Linked DNA regions of Homo sapiens: region 1 is linked to region 2. A link is an interaction called in ENCODE POLR2A ChIA-PET data of the cell type or tissue named here. Cell type or tissue: OCI-LY7. All regions are shown on one strand. Each heading gives the region's core, and the rest is flanking DNA. Links, peaks and the distances in the headings are about the cores only.

The links. Peaks named below come from ENCODE experiments on the same cell type or tissue, not always from the same donor. Only the 100,000 strongest peaks of a DNase experiment are listed, where the experiment ranks them.
Region 1: POLR2A ChIA-PET joins it to region 2 with 6 read pairs; 3 of 35 experiments call an interaction of 5 or more read pairs at or near these places.

Annotation. Positions count from the first base shown.
Region 1 is chr6:63,586,847-63,595,047 of GRCh38, reverse strand. No RefSeq gene overlaps it. Among named protein-coding and RNA genes, the nearest start is that of PTP4A1, 18 kb to the right of the region's middle. RefSeq lists an enhancer at 4,810-5,104. In OCI-LY7, for the core only: no CTCF peak of the experiment used is centred there; no DNase peak of the experiment used is centred there.
Region 2 is chr6:63,437,856-63,446,056 of GRCh38, reverse strand. It overlaps a transcript of LGSN not described here and the pseudogene LOC642554. Among named protein-coding and RNA genes, the nearest start is that of LGSN, 120 kb to the right of the region's middle. In OCI-LY7, for the core only: CTCF peaks have their summits at 3,988 and 4,188; DNase peaks (open chromatin) are centred at 3,676 and 4,226; H3K4me3 peaks cover 1,209 bases; H3K27ac peaks cover 1,027 bases.

The sequences.
Region 1 (8,201 bases), core at 1,773-6,772, 150 kb before region 2:
ACTTATGATAATGACCTCCAGCTCCACCCACATTGCTGCAAAGGATATGATTTCATTCTTTTTTGTGGTTATGCTTCTTTTTTAAAAGTATTTTTTTTACCTTTGTCCACTGAAAAGACCTGGAGATAATGACCAACCCAGTAAAAATAACATGTATTACGCAGACTGTGTTATAAATACCATTTCCAAATAAATGGAATTGATGCTTCTTGGAGGAATGACTGATTCTAGATATGGACCAGAATAAGTATATGATGAGGCTAAATCATCATGTCATAATAAAAAGCAAAGAAATGATCAATTCTACTGGGATCATATCAAAAACACATGGTGCCAACTTGAAGAAGCTGCCACTGTTCAAAGACAGGATGATTTGACCACTAATATGAATAATGGATTAATCTATTGCAATAGATTAAAGTGCAACAAATATGTTTAAAGCCATAAATTCATAATGATGCTTTAAAAAACCCTACTGATCATCTTCAGGGCACAGAAGGAAACCAACTCATTATTTTGAAATCTGATAAAGAACACATATCATACATTTATTCTGCCTTTCTTGTATGCATATAGATAATGAGGGGAAGCCAGGTGTGGTGGCTCACGCCTGTAATCCCAGCATTTTGGGAGGCTGAGGCGGGTGGATCACCTGAGGTCAGGAGTTCGAGACCAGCCTGACCAATATGATGAAACCCCCACTAAAAATACAAAATTAGCTGGGCGTGGTGATGGGCACCTGTAATCCCAGCTACTCAGGAGGCTGAGACAGGAAAATCACTTGAACCCGGGAGGCAGAGGTTGCAGTGAGCTGAGATCGCACCAATGCACTCCAACCTGGGCAACAAGAGCAAAACTCCAACTCGGAAAAAAAAAATTCCCAAAAAGGAGCTATCTAACACTATGTGCCTCCTAATAAAAGTGCCACCTACAATGCAATATTATCAAGCAGACAAAAAACTCTTAATCTGAACAAGTCTCTGTCATTACCAATTTACAGAAAATACAAGAGAGAGGAGCATGTTCAATAGCACCATTGAACTGTCAGAATCCATTTGAGAAAAAAGTTTTTAAAAATATATACATAAAAAAATCCACCCTGTGAATGCAGTCAGCAAAATCTAGAATATAGGATATCTACAGGACAAACAACCCAATTTTTTCAACAAATAAATTGCAAAAAAAAATTGAGAAAGAACCTATAAAAGAAATATACCAACCAGTTGCAATGTATGGAAATTATTTGAATCCTAAATTGAATAAACTTAAAAAAAATGAGATAAAGAAACTTGAGCAGTGATTAGATACATTGGATACTTGATTATATTAAGCAGTTATTGTTCATTTCTAAGTGTGATAATATGATGGTATGTTTAGAAAAAAGAAATTATTTTTTAGAAATCCACAATGAAATATATTCAGATGAAATGATATTGCTTCTGGGGTTTGCTTCAAATTATCTAGTATGGTGGGGGGTGTTGTATTAGGTATCTATTGCTGCATAACAAATTACTCCTACATTTTGCAACTTAAAACAACAAACATTTATCTCAAAGTTTCTGTACATCAGATATCCAGGCCTGGAGCCGTGGCTCATGCCTGTAATCCCAACACTTTGGGAGGCTGAGGCGGGCAGATCACTTGAGTTCAGGAGTTTGAGACCAACCTGGCCAACATGGTGAAACCCTGTCTCTGCTAAAAGTACAAAAATTATTTGCGGAGCATGGTGGCGTGCGCCTGGAATTAACTGTTTGAACTCGGGGCGGAGGTGGCAGTGAGCTGAGATCGCACCACTGCGCTCTATCCTGGGCCATAGAGCGAGACCCTGCCTCAAAAAAAAAAAAAAAGTTTCTGTGGGTGAGGAATCCAGAAGCAGCTTAGTTGCATGTTTCTGGCTGAAGGTTGCTGCAATTATCTGAAGTCTAGAGGGTCTGCTTCCAAGTTTACTCGGTGTTTGGCTGAGCTCATGCCTCACTGGCTGAAGCTAGAAATCTCATTTTCTTTCCACATGGGCCTTTCCATAGGGTGCTTAGTTAACAGCAAGATGTGGCAGCTAGCTTCCCGAAAAATGAAAGCCTAAGATAGAAGCTTCAGTCTTTTATAACCTAATCTCAGAAAAGACACACCATCGCTTCTGCCATATTCTGATGGTCACACAGACTAACTCTGATACAACATGGAAAAGGGACCACTGATGGGTATAAATACAATGAGGCAAGGACCGTTAGGCGCCATCTTAGGAACTAGCTACCACATTGACCCAATGTTTTATGGACTTAGGTCAAGCCTTCATCCTTCCCCTGACCATAAACCCAAACCTGACTGGTGGACCATAGTAGTATTTCTAGACTTTGGTTTCATTTTTCAAATAGAAATTGTTGGTAAATTTTAGATCTTCTTCTACAAGGAACAGCCTGATTTATATATGCAGCCAGGCAAGCAACTTAATGCCAATATTTATACTTGGAAGTTTATCCTGTCAAGTTTTTACTTTTCGAGCTGCATTTCTGTGACGGGTTTGAATATTCAGATGCACCAACGAGCACTATCAAACCTGGCTGTATTTATTTTTATACATAGCATATTTTAACTAGCATAACTACAAGTATTATTTAATTAATGTCTAAATATTTGCTTTGTTTTTCTTTCCTTTTTTTCTTTTTTTGAGATGGAGTTTCACTCTTGTTGCCCCAGGCTGTAGTGCAATGGTGAGGCCTTGGCTCACTGCAACCTCTGCCTGTTGGGTTCAAGTGATTCTCCTGCCTCAGCCTCCCAAGTAGCTGGAATTACAGGTGCCTGCCACCATGCCCAGCTAATTTTTGTATTTTTAGTAGAGACAGGGTTTCACCATATTGGCCAGGCTGTTCTCAAACTCCTGACCCTCAGCTGATCCACCCTCCTCGGCCTCCCAAAGTGGTGGGATTACAGGCATGAGCCACTATGCCTGGCCAATATTCGCTTTCTTTAAATCTGTATCTTAATAGCATCCAGCTGATAGCTAGCTACCCATGAAAATTATTTGAATATACTTTTGCAGCAGGGGCATTTTAATGTTTCTTTTGCAATCCAGAACCTCTAAGGAGAAGTTGTTTTGGTTTAGATTACTTGTTTTTATTATACTATAGCCAGTAGTTCATGTTTAAATTTCGACCTGCTAGTCTAAATTCCACGAAGGCAATGACTGGGTTTGTCCTCACCACTTTGTCTTCGTTGCCTGATACATAGGATGTAATATTCATGCAATGAGTGTCTATGGAATTAATGCATGATTTCTGGATTCTAGCAAATTGAAAAACTGAATAGCTCCCTCAAGACTGAAAATTTAAGATCCTAGCATACATGATAAAAATTAAGTCATAGATGTAAAATACTAACTAGTAAAACAGAAAAGAACAAACATTTACAGAGCTGTTTTTTTAGCATTCTGCCCGATTTTTTCTTTTCTTTTTTTTTCTTTTTTTTTTTTTGAGATGGAGTCTCGCTCTGAAGTGCAGTGGCATGATCTCAGCTCACTGAAACCTCTGCCTGCCGGGTTCAAGCAATTTTCCTGCCTCAGCCTCCGGAGTAGCTAGGACTACAGGCACGTGCCACCACGCCTGGTTATTATTATTATTATTTTTTGTATTTTTAGTAGAGGCGGAGTTTTACCATGTTAGCCAGGATGGCCTCGATCTCCTGACCTCGTGATCTGCCTGCCTCAGCTTCCCAAAGTGCTGGGATTACAGGCGTGAGCCATCGTGCCCGGTAACTCTCTGATTTTTTTTTTTTTTTTTTTTTTTTTTGAGATGGAGTCTTGCTCTGTCTCACCCAGGCTGGAGTACAGTGGCATGATCTTGGCTCACTGCAGCCTCCGCCTCCCAGGTTCAAGTGATTCTCCTGCCTCAGCCTCCTGAGTAGCTGGGACTACAGGCATGCACTACCACACCCGGCCAATTTGTGTATTCTTAGTAGAGACAGGGTTTCACCATGTTGGCCAGGCTGGTCTCGAACTTCTGACCTCAGGTGATCCACCTGTCTCAGCCTCCCAAAGTGCTGGGGTTACAGGCATGAGCCACTGCACCCGGCCAACTGTCTGTTTTTCTTATGATTGCATTCAAGTTAGGGGAAATACCTCAGTAGAGATTTTTCTGAAACAGTTTCCTTGCAAAGGAAACAGATATTTAGATACAGTGTGCTGAAACTGGGGGCAAGCCTGGTTGCAGATTTTATCATGTTACAGATTTTGCATTATTATGATAATTAAAGAAACCTGCTGTTGAGTTAGTTCTCTCAGGCTGGATTCTTCATTGACAAGAAATGGAAGTTACTGGTGAAGTTCTGTGGCATCATCTTATCAACACTATTTTTTGGCCTCTAGTGTGGGCAGGTCTCTAATAAACAGGTAACTGAATAAAAGAATTATAATGAATCACACCTACCCAAGTCCCATTTGATCTAGTTGAACTCTGTTGCTTATTCCTTCAATCTAGGGGCTTTTAGCTGTATATTCATTGTTTTGAGTTCCTATGTTAATGAAGTTCTAGTGCACGTCCACTTGTAAAATGGTCTTTATTTTAGCACTAGTAGTGTCCAGTATATCCAAACCTATTTATTGGTCTTCTTGCCAATGAATGTAGCCAATAACACAATGTAAACAAGTGAAACTGGAATTTAAGTTGCTGAATTTTATGAAGTTGTGAAAGTTGTCAGAATCAAAATGCAATCATTAACGTCAGAACAACAAAAACAGCAACAAAACTCTAGAGCCAGGAAAGGCCATGAAGAGAGGGTTCTCATGCTTTTATGCTTGATAACAAAGACTATCACAAAGACTACAAAAACCAACCTTGCACAAAGGCCATTGCAACCTTACACAACAAATTCTTTTGCAAGGACATCTGCCCAGCAACTGACTATCCAATCCTGGACTGACGTCACCCTTGTTATTGATCTTTGCAGCCAAAGATAATTATTTGAAAACAATTATGTCATCCTCATTCTTTTCTTAAAAACCTTTGTGTTCCTTTACCTCCCTGAATATGCACATAGTTTACTCTGGCATGAATAATCTCACTGCAATGCCCTATTCCCAAATAAGTACCTTTTCTTTTAGAGAGCCTCTCTCTGTTGTTTAGACTGACAAAGTCAATGAAAGTGATGTTTGAGAACTGCTCAAATAATAACAAAAGTTATTGTCAGATAAGGATCTAGCAGAGTTAAGTCAATTAAAAATGGAAACAAATGAAAATTTATATGGATGCTGTATTAGATGCTTCAAGACAAAATTATCTAAATAATAACTGGCTAAGGCTGGCCTTTGGAAAAATTAAAGTCCTGAAATATTTTTGCAAAAAATGACCAAGTTTGTGACTATATTCTGCAAGTCAGAAGTGAAATGGACATTATATTGTCACTCCCCCAAAAATCAACACTTGACAGCCGGGTGCAGCGGCTCATGCCTGTAACTAAAGAAGTTCCCAAGGGCAATTCTTTTTATCATTTCACTATAAAATCTTTATTTTTTTTTTCATGATTGGAAAGTAATGGCCAGGCACGGTGGCTGCGTAAATGTCATCTCTTTTTTTTTGAGACGGAGTCTTGCTCTGTCTCCCAGGCTGGAGTGCAGTGGTGTGATCTTGGCTCACTGCAACCTCCGCCTCCCATGTTCACGGCATTCTCCTGCCTCAGCCTCCTGAGTAGCTGGGACTAGGGCGCCCACCACCACGCCTGGCTAATTTTTTGTATTTTTAGTAGAGACGGAGGTTTCACGGTGTTAGCCAGGATGGTCTCCATCTCCTGACCTCGTGATCCACCGGCCTCGGCCTCCCAAAGTGCTGGGATTACAGGCATGAGCCACCGCTGCTGGCCAAATGTCATCTTTTGAGAGTGTCTGTTCATGTACCTTGCCCACCTTTTGAAGGGGTTGTGTTTTTTCTTGTAAATGTGTTTAAGTTCCTTGTAGATTCTGGATATTAGACCTTTGTCAGACGGATAGACTGCAAAAATTTCCTCCCATTCTGTAGGTTGTTTGTTCACTCTGATGATAGTTTCTTTTGCTGTGCAGAAACTCTTTAAAAGTAATCCCAGCAGTTTGGGAGGCCAACGCGGGAGGATCACCTGAGATCAGGAGTTCAAGACCAGCATGGCCAACATGGGGAAACCTCATTTCTACTAAAAAAAAAAAAACATAAAAATTAGTTGGCGTGGTGGCATATGCCTGTAGTCCCAGCTACTCAGGAGGCTGAGGCAGGAGAGTTGCTTGAACCCAGGAGGCAGAGGTTGCAGTGAGCCATGATCACAACCACTGCACTTCGGCCTAGGTGACAGAGCGAGACTCCATCTCAAAAAAATATAAAATAAAATAAAATAAAATAAAATAAAATAAAATAAAATAAAATAATTAAATTGAAATTGAATGAATGAGCTATTTCATATTACTGTAGATACCTCCATTATATTATCACTTCCAAAAATTGTGTGTATTGCCACCTCTAAAAAAACAGAACATGTGTGTATATGTATGTGTCAGTTTGGATATCTTTAAAAAATGAATAATGTCAACTTTTCCCAGTGTGTTCTGTAGAACACTAATCCCAAGCAGTCATCTGAAAAAAAAGGCATCTGCAGTGGTACAGGATGTTTTCTGTTTCCCACACGCTATTCTCTGTTCTGCTCTGTCCCCAAAAGGCTGATCTGTATAGATGACAGGTTCATTTGCCCTCTGCCTGGGGAGAGAGGGGAAAAGAGAGACTAGTAGGACATCAAAGGGGATGCGGAAATGAGGCTGAATATTTCTCGGTCTTTTATCGGTCTCCACCTGGATTGCTGTTAGTTGGCTGTATCTTCCAACTAAGGTCACAGCTTCTTTGAGGAAGTCCTATCCATTTAGCTCTTCTCTTCAGTCCCAGTAACTGGTCCCCCTCTCTTGCCTCTTTAGGCTGGGAGGTGGCAACTGTATCACAACATTCCTGTTGGCTTCCCTTTATTAAATGCTTCTTAGTTGCCGGGCGCGGTGGCTCACACCTATAATCCCAGCATTTTGGGAGGCCGAGGCGGGTGGATCACCTGAGGTCAGGAGTTTGAGCAAGCCTGACCAAAATGGTGAAACCCCGTCTCTACTAAAAAACAAAATTTGCTGGGTGTGGTGGCACATGCCTGTAATCCCAGCGACCCGGGAGGCTGAGGCAGGAGAATCACTTAAACCCAGGAGGCAGAGGTTGCAGTGAGCTGAGATAGTGCCACTGCACTCCAGCCTGATGACAGAGCGAGACTCCATCTCAATAAATAAATAAATAAATAAATAAATAAATAAATAAATAAATGCTTTTTTCCTTTTTATAAAGTTCTGGGATACATGTGCCGAATGTGCAGGTTTGTTACATAGGTAAACGTGCCATGGTGGTTTGCTGCCTATTAACTCATCACCTAGATATTAAGCCCAGCATGCATTAGCTATTTATCCTGATACACTCCTTCCCCCCATCCCCCAACAGGCCCCAGGGTGTGCTGTTCCCCTCCCTGTGTCCACGTGCTCTCATTGTTTAGTTCCCACCCACTTATGAGAAGATGCAGTGTTTGGTTTTCTGTTCTTGTGTTAGTTTGCTGAGAATAATGGCTTCCAGCTTCATCCATGTCCCTACAAAGGACATGAGCTTATTCCTTTTTATGGCTGCATAGTATCCCATGGTGTATATGTACCACATTTTCTTTATCCAGTCTATCGTTGATGGGCATTTGGGTTGGTACCATGTCTTTGCCATTGTGAATAGTGCTGCAATGAACATATGCATGCATATATCTTTGTAATAGAATGATTTCTGTTCCTTTGGGTATACACCCAGTAATGAGATTGCTGGGTCAAATGGTATTTCTGGTTCTAGGTCTTTGAGGAATTGCCACACTGTCTTCCACAATGAACTAATTTACATTCCCACCAACAGTGTAAAAGTGTTCCTATTTCTCCACAGCTTTGCCAGCAGCTGTTGTTTCTTGACTTTTTAATAATTGTCATTCTGACTGGTGTGAGATGGTATCTCTTTGTGGTTTTGATTTGCATTTCTCTAATGACAAGTGATGATGAGCACTTTTTCATGTTTGTCAGCTGCATAAATGTCATCTTTTGAGAGTGTCCATTCATGTCCCTTGCCCACTTTTTGATGGGGTTGTGTTTTTTCTTGTAAATGTGTTTAAGTTCCTTGTAGATTCTGGATATTAGACCTTTG
Region 2 (8,201 bases), core at 2,123-7,122:
GGCTGGTCTCGAACTCCTGACCTCGAGTGACCTGCCTGCCTCAGCCTTCCAAAGTGCTGGGATTACAGGCGTGAGCCACGACACCCGGCTGATCATGTACACTTTGTAGGCCATTGTCAAGATGCTTTTACTTGGAGTGTGATGATGGAGAGGTCATGGGGCGGTGGGGGTTGAGATGTCTGAGATACTTCAGAAGGATCACTATGGCTGTGTTATGAATGGAGAATAGATGATAAGGAACCTAGGGTGGAAAGAAGAACACAGTTGGCAGGCAATTGTAGTAATTCAGATGAGAGTTTATAAAGCTTCCAAACATATTAAGTATTTTATTATAAACAAAAGTCTCTAAATCTATGCTGATATTGAAGGTAATGACCACACATTCTTAATTCTTATACAAGGCATGAGATTCTTCTTTTTTATTTTTATTATTTTTTTTGAGACAGGGTCTTGTTCTGTCACCCAGGCTGGAGTGCAGTGGCAGGATCTCTGCTCACTGCAACCTCCACCTTCCAGGTTCAAGCGATTCTTGTGCCTCAGCCTCCCAAGTAGCTGGGACTACAAGCGCCTGCCACCACACTGGCTATTTTTTTGTATTTTCATTAGAGATGGGGTTTCACCATGTTGGCCAGGCTGGTCGCGAGCTCCTGACCTCAAGTGATCTGCCCGCCTTGGCCTCCCAAAGTGCTGAGATTACAGGCGTGAGCCACCGTGCCTGACCAGCATGAGATTATTTTTATTTTTTTGAGACGGAGTCTCCCTCTGTCACCCTGGATGGAGTGCAATGACGCGATCTCTGCTCATTGCAACCTCTACCTCCCAGCTTCAAGTGATTCTCCTGCCTCAGCCTCCTGAGTAGCTGGGATTACAGGCACCTGCCACCACACCCAGCTAATTTTTGCATTTTTTGTAGAGATGGAGTTTCACCACGTTGGTCAGGCTGGTCTCGAACTCCTGACCTCAGGTGATCCGCCCACCTCGGCCTTCCAAAGTGCTGGGATTCAGGCAAAAGCCACCGCGCCAGGCTATGAGATTCTTATACAAGAGTGTCTGCCCTGCAAATGGCACTTTTCCATGGAAGCTACCCATGCCCAGACCTTGCATCAGCTCAACTGTTTTGGACAAAGTGACCTTGTCCTTTCCCTCCTTCCAGCCTTTCGTTGGTTGGCTACAGAGGGAATTGGACTCAAGCACAGTCAGCCATGGCATGCTAGTTCTTCAGGAGTGGGCCTGGGAAAAAAGGCTCCATCTAAGTATTTTTGTGCTGATTCAACCAGATTCTTCTCAGGGATTTAACTGAGAAGAATGAAAAGAAAACCAGTTGATAACAGTAAAAGAAGGGGTCAGACAGGAGCAGATATGTTAACGGTGGAATGTTAGAGTAAGAAAAATTCATAAAGTCCTGCTTCTCAGGTCCCTAGGGAAGTTTAAAAATCTGAATGGCCTTCTAGTTTCTGGCTCTATGAGGCAGATTCTAAGTGATTCCTGCTTTCCCTGAGTTCCGTGTATGTGTTAACTTATATTGCTATCCTTCCTCATGTTACACTACTTTGAATAAACAGAATACATCTCTATTCCTTACATATAAAGAGCCCAACAGAAATTACAACCACTTGTGTAACAGTCTTCTTGCATTAGTAATCATCTATCAATGATTTTAGTCTATCACACATTGGGAAAGATTTTCACTGTCTACATCATTAATGTGTAGTGGAGAACACAGAATTTGAAGCTAGCCTCCCTGAGTTCAAATGCCAGCTCCATCCCTTGCCAGTTTTGTTATCTTGGGCAAAGAATTTAACTCATCTTTCTGTTTCCATATCTATTTTTTTTTTGAAAAAGAGATAACATACTACTTAGAGTTGTTGAGAAGATTAAATGAGTGAATACTGAAAGCTCTCAGACAGTGCCTGGTGCATAATAAAGACTCGAGAGGCATCATCATCCAGTAATGAAACAAGCCATTACTTCTAGATGATAAAAAATTCTCTGGGTGACTCCTATTATGAGTTGGTTAACTGCTATTAGTTAGGACAGTGGCATTTTTTGTTTAATTACTTAGATTCCTTCAAAATAGTTAGATAATTCCCATACCCTATTGGCATGTTTCATAAAGGTCTCATGACACTTTTTTTTTTTTTTGGTGACAGCTGACCATTTAGTAGAAATGAGCCTTTACACAGCTTTGTGTAACAACTAGAAATGGCTATGTTTTCTTTCTCCCCACCCCCAAGCCTATTCCTTTAGGCATGCAGGTAACTGTCCCCCACCACCTCCCATTTCTCCTCATTCCACCAGGAAACCCTGACTAAGGAATGAAGAAGTCCTACAAAGAGGAGGTCTCAAGTACCAATCAGCAGCCATTTGATGATGGCAGGTAGGTCTGATGCTAAAAAGAGTTTGTGTCCAGCAGAGCCCAATTCCATAGGAATCCAAGCTCCAAGGCTGGGAGGCAGCAGGTGCTGGGGACAAGCTCACTGCTGAGAGTCGGTCTGGAGGATCTCATGGTGGTGCAGACCCTGGACCACATTGTCACAGATGGTGTTCACGCTGGTGCAAAGGTGAGAGGTGACAATGTGCTAGCAGCCCTCACTTGCTCTTGGTGCCTCCTCGGCCTTGGCATCTGCTCTGGCCGCACTTGAGGAGCCCTTCAGCCCACCGCTGCACTGTGGGAACCCCTCTCTGGGCTGGCAGAAGCTGGAGCTGGCTCCCTTTGCGTGCAGGGAGGTGTGGAAGGAGAGGCGCGGGTGGCAACCAGGGCTGCGTGCTCGCGGGCCAGCACCAGTTCCAGGTGGGCGCGGGCTCGGCAGGCCCCGCACTCAGAGCAGCCTGCCAGCGCCACTGGCGCTGGGCAATGAGGGGCTTAGCATCCGGGCCAGTAGCTGTGGAGGGGGCACCGGGTCCCCCAGCACTGCTGGCTTGTCCGCACCCGGCTTGAATTCTTACCAGGCCTCAGCCACCTCCCCATGGGGCAGGGCTCAGGACCTGCAGCCTGCCATGCCTGAGCCCCCACGCGGTGGGCTCCCACATGGTCCGAGCCTCCCTGACGGGCACCGCCGCCTGCTCCACAGTGCCTGGTCCCATCGCCAAGGGTTGAGGAGTGTGGGTGGGTGACTGGTGGGCAGCTCCACCCGTGGTCCTGGCGTGGGATCCACTAGGCGAAGCCAGCTGGGCTCCTGAGTTGGGTGGGGATTTGGAGAACTTTTATGTCTAGCTGGAGGATTGTATATGCACCAATCAGCACTCTGTGTCTAGCTCGGGGTTTGTGGATGCACCAATCAGCACTCTGTATCTAGCTAATCTGGTGGGGACTTGGAGAACTTTTATGGCTAGCTAAAGGATTGTAAATGCAGCAATCAGCACTCTGTGTCTAGCTCAAGGTTTGTAAATGCAGCAATCAGCACTCTGTGTCTAGCTCAAGGTTTGTAAACGTACCAGTCAGCACTCTGTGTCTAGCTCAAGGTTTGTAAACACACCAATCAGTGCTCTGTGTCTAGCTAATCTAGTGGGGACTTGGAGAACTTTTATGTCTAGCTAGAGGATTGTAAGTATACCAATCAGCACTCTGTGTCTAGGTCAGGGATTGTAAATGCACCAATCAGGACCCTGTCAAAACGGACCAATCAGCTCTCTGTAAAATGGACGAATCATCAGGATGTGGGTGGGGCCAGATAAGGGAATAAAAGCAGGCTGCCCGAGCTAGCAGCAGCAACCCGGTCAGGTCCCCTTTTGTGCTGTGGAAGCTTTGTTCTTTCTCTGTTTGCAATAAATCTTACTGCTGCTCACTCTTTGGGTCTACGCCGCCTTTATGAGCTATAACACTCACCGTGAAGGTCTGCATCTTCACTCCTGAAGCCAGTGAGACTACGAACAAACGCATTGGGAGGGACGAACAAACGCATTGGGAGGGACCAACAACTCCGGACATGAGGAACAAACAACTCCAGATGCGCTGTCTTTAAGAGCTGTAACACTCACAGCAAAGGTCTGCGCCTCACTTCTTAAGTCAGTGAGACCACAAACCCACCAGAAGGAAGAAACTCCGGACGCATCTGAACATCTGAAAGCACAAACTCTGGACACACCATCTTTAAGAACTGTAACACTCACCGCGAGGGTCCGCAGCTTCATTCTGGAAGTCAGCAAGACCAAGAACCCATTATTCCGGACACAAAGGGGCAGCTGCTGTAGCTGTGTCACCTGACAAGCAACCAGCGCCCCCGCTGCACAAAGCAGCAGCAGCAGCAGTTTCAGCACAGCCCAGAAACGAGTGTGCTTCCGGGGGAGTGGCTTGCAGGGGCAGGATTCGGACTTAGATTTGGGGGCCTAATTTGTTTCCTTGGTAGGTATGATCTGCTCCCGCTTGGCTGCTTTGAGGGCATCATACTCCTTTCTCTGGCACTCTTTCTCCTCTGCCTTCTCCCGCTTCCGCATTTCCTCTCCTGAGCTTCCTTAGCTCGCTGCTTTGCCTCATACTTCTCTGCCTCTCGTTCTACTTCCAACCCTGCTGCCTCTCCCACTTGTGGTCTGTCTGTACAGCCTTCATGTGTTGTGATGCCTTGTTTGCATGCTGTTTCCATGGCTTCTCACCCAAGCAATCACCTGCCACCTTGGCCAGGCCGGGATCCAGAGGTTATTCTTCAGGTCCAGCCACTTCAGGTTCTTCAGCTGAGCAAAGCTGACGACAAGGTGACCAGCCTGTTGTTGAGGAGAGCCAGGTGCTGGAGGTTGACCAAACGGCCCAAGTCTGCTGGTGGGTGCTGCGGCTTGTTCTTTCTAAGGTCTAGCTTCGCCAGGTGTGTGAGGCCACAGAAATCCGACGGGAGAATAGTCATTATTTATTTTTTTGAGATGGAGTTTCACTCTTGTTGCCCAGGCTGGAGTGCAATGCGCAATCTCGGCTCACTGCAACCTCGGCCTCCCAGGTTAGAGCGATTCTCCTGCCTCAGCCTCCCGAGTAGCTGGAATTACAGGCATGCACCACCACGCCTGGCAAATTTTTTTTGTATTTTAGTAGAGACAGGGTTTCTCCGTGTTGGTCAGGCTGGTCTTGAACTTCTGACCTCAGGTGATCCGTCCTCCTCGGCCTCTCAAAGTGTTGGGATTACAGGCGTGAGCCACCGTGCCCGGCACAATAGTCATTTATTACAAGACAGATCCAGTGTGGTAGTCTTTGGAAGGGCAGCCAGCTCCTTGACCGGGTCTTCATCCAGGTTGCTGAGGCTCAGGTCCTGTTTGTTGCTGTCCAGCTGGTGGCGGAGGTTTCCGCCCTCGCTATCTGCGTTGGTCATGGTGACGGTCGGCTGAACGGACCTGGCTCCAGGGTTTTGATGGGTGGGGGTAAATGAGCTGAAATGCCGCTGGTCAGTTCAGCGGGCCCCCACCCAACCCACCACACCTGAGCCCTCTGTCGCCTCTGGTGCCTACACCTTGTTAATTTTAGACAAATGGATATCTAGGGAAAGGAGAAACAGGCAGTCATAGCTGTAGAGTGCCTGCTCTATACAGGAAGGAAATTGTTTGGTACTGGGGAAGGTGATACTATTGTAGAAAAACCGGGTTCTCAATACACGATCAGGAAAATTTAGGCAGACAGACACATTATAGGGTTTATTCGGTGAAGAGAAAAAAAGGAAAGAGGAATTCTCAGCAAAGTGAGAAAGAGTCCTGATAGCAGGTTTCCTGCCTCACAGATTGAATGCCAAGTCACCACACAGGAACTGAGGAGGCCAGGCTCCTCCACCTACAAACGGCCTGAACTTCGCGAGGCTCCACCCCGTCCTCCCAGGGCGTAGGTGGGCATTATGCAGGGAGAATCAGTCAGGAAAGGGCAGCCTTCATCCGGGACCAGCAGTCTGGTTTTAGGCTTGAAGGCAGCCAGGGTTTCCCCAGGGTCCCTTGGCTGTCTGCTGTCCCTATCAATACTGACATACAAAAAACTCAGAACTTACAAGTAGAATCTGAACTCCATGAGGACTTAGAAGACTGTTTTAGTGGTGGAGGAACCTATGTTTGTCTTTTTAAAACAGATACCAGCACCTGGAATATAGTAGACAATAAATATTTTTTGAATGAATGTTGAATAAATGAAAAATAAGCACAATGAACAAAAAGGCAGAGATTTCAAAGCTAGAAGAGATGTATAAATGAAGGGCTATAGAAACATAAAAGAATGGATAATAAATTCTGACCACATTGGAGTATGTGTATATAGAGAGAAGGTTCGATATCTGAATTGGACCTTAAAGAAGAGTAGAGCTTTGACAAATGATGCAGTGGGGTGGGACTTAAAGGGAGAGCTTTTCTACCAGAGGGAATTCCAAAGAACTAGAGAAGTGAACATGCATATTTAGTCTGGGAAAGAAAATAGATGGGGGGAATTAGAATTGAGAAGAGGTGGAGGACAAGAGTGGTTGGAAGGCAGTGGCAGGAGATGTGCCTGGAAAGACTGTTTGGAACAAGAATGTAAAATGACCTCCTGTCCCATACTTCAGACTTTATTTTACAGGCATGAAATTTAAAAAAATTTTTTTTTTTTTAATGAGACAGAATCACACTCTGTCGCCCAGGCCGGAGTGCAGTGGCACGATCTGGGATCACTGCAACCTCCACCTCCCGGTAGCTGGGATTATGGGCTCACGCCACCACGCCTGGCTAATTTTTGTGTTTTTTTAATTATTATTATTTTTAATTGTATTATTATTATACTTTAAGTTTTAGGGTACATGTGCACAATATGCAGGTTAGTTAACATATGTATACACGTGCCATGCTGGTGTGCTGCACCCATTAACTCGTCATTTAGCTATAGGTATATCTCCTAATGCTATCCCTCCCCACTGCCCCCACCCCACAACAGTCCCCAGAGTGTGATGTTCCCCTTCCTGTGTCCATGTGTTCTCATTGTTCAATTCCCACCTATGAGTGAGAATATGCGGTGTTTGGTTTTTTGTTCTTGCGATAGTTTACTGAGAATGATGATTTCCAATTTCATCCATGTCCCTACAAAGGATATGAACTCATCATTTTTGATGGCTGCATAGTATTCCATGGTGTATATGTGCCACATTTTCTTAATCCAGTCTATCATTGTTGGACATTTGTGTTGGTCCCAAGTCTTTGCTATTGTGAATAATGCCACAATAAACATACGTGTGCATGTGTCTTTATAGCAGCATGATTTATAGTCCTTTGGGTATATACCCAGTAATGGGATGGCTAGGTCAAATGGTATTTCTAGTTCTAGATCCCTGAGGAATTGCTACACTGAATTCCACAAGGGTTGAACTAGTTTACAGTCCCACCAACAGTGTAAAGTGTTCCTATTTCTCCACATCCTCTCCAGCACCTGTTGTTTCCTGACTTTTTAATGATTGGCATTCTAACTGGTGTGAGATGGTATCTCATTGTGGTTTTGATTTGCATTTCTCTGATGGCCAGTGATGATGAGCATTTTTTCATGTGTTTTTTGGCTGCATAAATGTCTTCTTTTGAGAAGTGTCTGTTCATGTCCTTCGCCCACTTTTTGATGGGGTTGTTTGTTTTTTTCTTGTAAATTTGTTTGAGTTCATTGTAGATTCTGGATATTAGCCCTTAGTCAGATGAGTAGGTTGCAAAAATTTTCTCCCATTCTGTAGGTTGCCTGTTCACTCTGATGGTAGTTTCTTTTACTGTGCAGAAGCTCTTTAGTTTAATTAGATCCCATTTGTCAATTTTGGCTTTTGTTGCCATTGCTTTTGGTGTTTTAGACATGAAGTCCTTACCCATGCCTATGTCCTGAATGGTAATGCCTAGATTTTTGTGTTTTTTGTAGAGACAGTTTCACCGTGTAGGTCAGGCTGGTCTCAAACTCTTGACCTCAAGTGATCCACCCACCTTGGCCTCCCAAAGTGTGGGGATTACAGGCATGAGCCACCGCACCTGGCCAAAAATAGTTTCTTTTGAATTATATACATATATACTCATACCGTGTAAGAAATGCCAAATAGTCTTTAGTACAATGTAGACCTAATGAACTGTGAGATTTCAAAAAGTAATTTTCATGGCAGTGTGGACAGAGATTAGAGTACGGAGAGAGACTAAATTTGGGAGAGATAAGTAGGTTATTGTACTATATATATATATTTTTTGAGATAGTCTCACTCTGTCACCAAGGCTGGAATGCAGTGGCGTGATCTCGACTCACTGCAACCTCCGCCTCC